Regions from separate parts of the Mus musculus genome. Here region 2 is linked to region 1. Evidence: chromatin contacts called from ENCODE Hi-C or POLR2A ChIA-PET data. All regions are on one chromosome and are shown on one strand. The core of a region is the stretch at or near the end of the contact, and the rest is flanking DNA. Distances in the headings are between cores, read along the strand shown.

What was found. Hi-C counts contacts between places; a loop is a spot of excess contacts on that map. ChIA-PET counts read pairs that join two places held with the same protein, here RNA polymerase II (POLR2A).
Region 2: a loop to region 1 is called in a map of heart, with 2.1 times the contacts of the local background. The contact joins two enhancer-like sites. A Hi-C loop is called at or near these places in 11 of 37 maps with a recorded cell type or tissue (adrenal gland, gastrocnemius, heart and 3 more). POLR2A ChIA-PET finds 5 or more read pairs at or near these places in 5 of 5 experiments (Patski and embryonic stem cell).

Annotation. Positions count from the first base shown.
Region 1 is chr11:30,208,480-30,211,042 of GRCm38, reverse strand. The region is part of intron 1 of Sptbn1 (spectrin beta, non-erythrocytic 1); the gene reads left to right. Among named protein-coding and RNA genes, the nearest start is that of Sptbn1, 10 kb to the left of the region's middle. Within about 2 kb of position 1,290, at least 1 of the 3 ENCODE cell types and tissues checked has a DNase peak (open chromatin) inside an H3K27ac peak, as active enhancers do; it is gastrocnemius, where a contact is called at or near this core.
Region 2 is chr11:30,160,073-30,162,635 of GRCm38, reverse strand. The region is part of intron 1 of Sptbn1 (spectrin beta, non-erythrocytic 1); the gene reads left to right. Among named protein-coding and RNA genes, the nearest start is that of Sptbn1, 58 kb to the left of the region's middle. Within about 2 kb of position 1,268, at least 3 of the 3 ENCODE cell types and tissues checked have a DNase peak (open chromatin) inside an H3K27ac peak, as active enhancers do; they include gastrocnemius, where a contact is called at or near this core.

The sequences.
Region 1 (2,563 bases), core at 41-2,540:
GTAAGTTGCCTTTCTTGGTATTAATATTTTATACGTCTCCAGATAGCCTTAATTTCTGAGGTAGTTAAACCTTGTACCTCTCCCCACAATTGTTAATTTAAAAAAATTATGAGGAAGGTTCTGAGATAGCTTTTGTAGCTCATTTGGGCATCTGTAATGGTTGAGCGTATAAAACCTTTCTCAAGAGAGCTAAGCCCTGCCACTGCTTTAGGAAAGGTTGTACATTGAGAGTTGGCGCTTTCCGTGTATCTTCTTTTTGTGTCTGACTGTCAAACACAGAAGCAAAGCCAGTTTATGGGGGGTAAAGGGGCCCTAGCTGACCTGTTATTTAAAAAAAACAAACAAAAACATTTATTATACCATACATCTGATAGATATGACAGAATGAATTGTAAGCTGTGGAGGGCTGATGTGTTTACCTGGTATGCTCAAGGCCCTGGGGTCTACGTGCTAGCACTGGGGAGAAAAACAAAAACAAACAAACAGAAATACCAATGATTTTTGGCATGAGATAACCTCAGGAGTTAGCAAGCTAACTCTGTTCTGTTACCAAGGTGACTCCCAGCGTCTTCTACTGTTCTGTGTAACAGTGAGGAGTGGATTGTGAGTACATGTTGGTAGGTGACAGTAGCAACCTTTGCTCTTCATGAGAATAATGAAATAAGAAATGATTTATGATGCTTACTCAAGCTCATGGAAATTTTTCTTTTTACTGTTTTATGTATGGTGAGTCAGAAATGCAGGCTCTTTTAGAGTGTTATTAACAAGAACGAGTGTAACTGATTATAAGCACGTGAAATTACAGACTTCTTTCCTGTGCATTGATTTTTGCCATTCACTCTTCCATAATCTTATGATTTTTTTTGATCAGTAAGAATATTGGACCATTGCTTTCTGAGCCTTTAATACCCCAAAATTATCCCTAACAGTATCTGGGTGGGCAAGTCGTAGTATTTCAGAGAAGTTGATGATAGGGTGTCACAAAATGCTCAAAGTGGAGAAAACTAGTCTAACACATGCGAAGGTGTTTCCATATTCCTGTACACACACACACACACACACACACACACACACACACACACACCCATACATACACGTACATTAAAGGAATATACAGTTGCCTCAGTATAATAGGTTACAGTGTCTGAAGTCACAGTTGGTCAGCTTTGGAATATCAGTCTTAGAGATACTGACTGGAAAGTACAGATCTGGAGCAGTTGGGTGAAGGTTGGCTTTGTAGAGTTCACCAGGCCCTGCAGTAACTGGGACTGCTGAGAGGTCGTCACCCCGCAGTGCTGCATGCAAGTATGAGTCAGTAACTCATTTATGAGACCTTTGTTATAAAAATGAGATTTGGCAGGATTCCCAGTCCAGTTCTTATTTCTTAAGGTTGGAAAAACAGGACTTGGAGGGATCGGCTGACGGCTTTGAGAGCACATGTGAGGAGCATGTGATTCTAGGTCTACTGTCAGTGTGTTCCCTCTGTTTTTATTGAAAGTTTATTTTTAATTATTTTTAAAAACTAATAACCAAATGTGTGCACCTTTCATTGATATTAACTGCGAGCACACTGCTGGGTAACAGATGTGTAGAATGTTTTAATCTTGCAAAACTGAGGAACAACTAACTAGACAGTTATTTCATTGCCCCTCCTCCATCCTCCTGACTGTTCCCAGGACTTAGAACATGTTTGTTTTTTATTTAACGTTAAAATTCCAGGATGTTTTATTACAAAGGTGAATGGACCTTGATCCTTGAGATGGGCTTATTGGTAGGATTTCTGGTATCAAACAGGGGCAGGGTATCTTTGATCTCTTTCTTAGAGGCTCATCTACATATTTTTGATAAGCCACCAGGGCTTTAGAAATGGGCTATGGGATGGCATAAATTTGGGTCCCAAGACCACTACTCTTCACATAGACCCGAATATCCACACCAGCAAACTGCTCCTTGCCCAGAAACAGAAGGGCTCCAGGAACATATACCACGCTGAGTGGCTTGATCATCTCCAGGGGACATCAGTTTGCCTTAATAGGCCATTTCCCTTTCGAAGTGCACCACCACTATGGCTGTCTTCTTGGCTCAGACCTGCTCAGACTGCAGTGGACACTTGAATGGCATAGGTGCCACTATGAGCCTATTTTTCTCGTTTTGACTGGCTTTTTGCACTTAACATAATACCTTTAAGGTTCATCCATGTGCTGGTGTGACAGGCTTGTGACATGATTCCATTTTTTAAAGCGGAATAATATTCTAGTGCATGTGTGTATCTCATTCTTCTATTTGTTGTGTATGAATGTTAATGTTTGTGGGTACACATATGGGCATGGGTGTGCATGCACATGGCTGTGCACATGTGTGCACATGTGTGTGGAGGACAGAGATCAACCCTAGATGTTTGTCTTAGTTGGGGAGACATATCCATAACCAAAAGCAGGTTGGGGAGGAAAGGGCTTATTCTGCTTATACTTCTAGATCACAGTCCATCATTGGAGAAGAAAGCACAGTATCTCCAGCAGGGCTGGGACCTGTAGGCAGGAGTTGATGCAGAGGCCATGGAGGG
Region 2 (2,563 bases), core at 19-2,518, 48 kb after region 1:
GCTAAATAAGTGCCATTGGTTGTATTAAAAGCTAGAAACAAGACATTACCTTGGACAATCTGTTGTATAACCTCCTGGCACATATGTTTACATGTGATTTTACAAACCTCATCTGGGACGTTACTCATCTTTTTCATTTAGAGGATATTTTTGATTGGACCATGGACCTTGCACATGCTAGGCAAGCACTGTACCACTGAGCTACCCCAGTGCCCTCTTCCTACATGTTATTTTCAGTCAGGCCTTTACTACAGTGGTCCAGGATGACTTAGAACCAACCCACTGTGTGGTCCTGTGCTTGTACCAAGAGGCTCAGCTTAAAATTTTTAAGTGACTACTCAAGTGTTGAAGAGATTATTTCACTCAAGAAAGTGCATTTAGATGGCTTCTAAAGGATTGTTCAGCCTTAGATTGTATGATCCTACCATCCCTGATAAATTTCTTAAGTGATTTGAGTTGAGAGTGCTTCTTTGGTGGGGAGTGCAGCAGGAACAAATTTAATGAACAGTTAAAATAGTCTGGTTACCTCATTGACTACTTTACAATCCTGTTTGATACTAGGTAGCCTTTAGACAAGCTCTTTTGGTGTATCTGTATGATTAGAATTGGTAACAGCCATACAAGGCCCTTCAAGGGTACAGGGAGAGTGGACGTGGCAGGGGAAGCCAAATGCCCACCAACATTCTGAGTCACATAGGGTTGCACCTGCTTTTCCACTCTATCTCCAGCTTCTTGTGGAATGAGCATGCCTGCAGGCAACCCTTTCTACTGTCAAACTGTCAGGCTCTGATGTAACCCAAAGAGAAAGATGCATGAACAACACCCTAAATTCAAGTGTTCTTCTCCAGCTCATTCAGTCTGATACACTCAAGTTCCTGCTGTAATTAATAAAAGCTCAGAACCTTTAAACTGAATTTCTCAGTCCTGGCCTGGATGATTCTTTGTTATAGAGGTTACCCTGTGCAGAGTATTTAGCCGTGTCCCTGGCCTCTGCACCCTAGCTGCTAGTAGCACCTGTCCTTCAGTCACCACTATCAAAAACGTTTATAAGCACTGCTTCATGTTCTCCAGGGACCATAGTCAACCACTGGTCAGTGTGGCGTGTGAAGGGCCTCCATATTCATCTTACTCATTTGCTGTGATGACCTCATGTTCCTAGGACTGGATAACGCTGCTGCTCCCTGTCCTCCCACCGCCTTCCCCTGAGCTTGGCCAGCTGCAACAGCTTGAGCTTGGAAACCCTCTGGATTGTCTTCCATTGTCGCTGCCAACAGCCTTCTGTTCCTCTGCAGGCGTCTGGCTTATCTCCTCTAGCCTCTCTGGGAAGGGGGTAGGAAGAGTACAGGCATGATGTCATTTGCCTTCCCAGGAAGGGTGGAACAAAGGACTGGGTCTCTAGAGACAGTTCCCTCCCTCTACTGGGCCAAGAGGTAGAATCCCACCCCACCCCCTTTCCTGCTTCAGAAGTGTGTTGTTGTGCACATACTTTGTTGTAGGATGACACATCAGCTGGCCTGGCTTTGTCCCTGCCCTTCCTCTGTATAGGATGTTGTTCATGTCCAGTCCTTGGATAGAAGTTTTCTGCCTTTCTCAGTGTGGTGGGAGCCTTTTTTTTTTTTTTTTTTTTTTTTTGTACCCTTCTTCAACTTGAAACTGGAGAAAGGCACAGATAGGAAGAATTAAACCTCTCCTTCTTTTTACTTTTTAATTCCTTTCCCTCCCCCTTTCTAGAGCTTCTGAGGTACACTGCAGTTCTGGGGAGCCTCTTATGCAGATTTGGGTGTGGCTATTCGAGCTCAGTTTTCTCTGCCTCCACCCCTGGCCTCTGTCTCTTCTTGGAGCATAGGGCGTGGGATTGAGCTGTCACTGCGGGGCAGGGCTTCTGCTGATTCTGAACCTGAAAGAAGTCACCAGGGTTTCTTTAATGTGTGAGTTACCCCAAGGGATGCTGGTAACTGTGCAATAACATACTTTACACGCTAGCTTATTGAGAAATATTTTAACCTAAGCAGATTTCTATTTTGATCATCTTCTCTTCATAGATTGGGTGCGGTAGTGACTTTGAACCCCAAACCTTCATTAATAGCCTAGGATAGCCATCAGGATAAAGACATTTTCAGCTCCTTGCAGCATATTCAAGAAACCATAATTTTAAAGAAATTAGACCTAAAGATATTTGAATGAGGAATTATTAGTCTTCTAGGTACAGTCTAGGAAGTATCCCTCTTGACATGGTCCAGTCTACTCTTTCAGAACAGCCAAACTTTAAGCAAACAACAACAAGAACTACACTTGCCATTGTAGTGGTAAAGTTACCATTCATAATGACGATTGTAAGAATAATACATGTGATCTCAACCTCTCATAGTATTACTGGCATAACTCCTTTTGCTATGCCCTTAACTGCCTTTTCTTCCTTCCCACAGCCCCAGCCATTCTGTTTCTTTGTTTCTGATTAGTCCTTATCCATGAAGAAAGGCCCTCTTTTGGATGGATAGGCTTTAGGGAAAGACTGGACCTCAAAGAACTGCTGACTGCAGCAGGAGGCGCAGGTGTCTTGGCA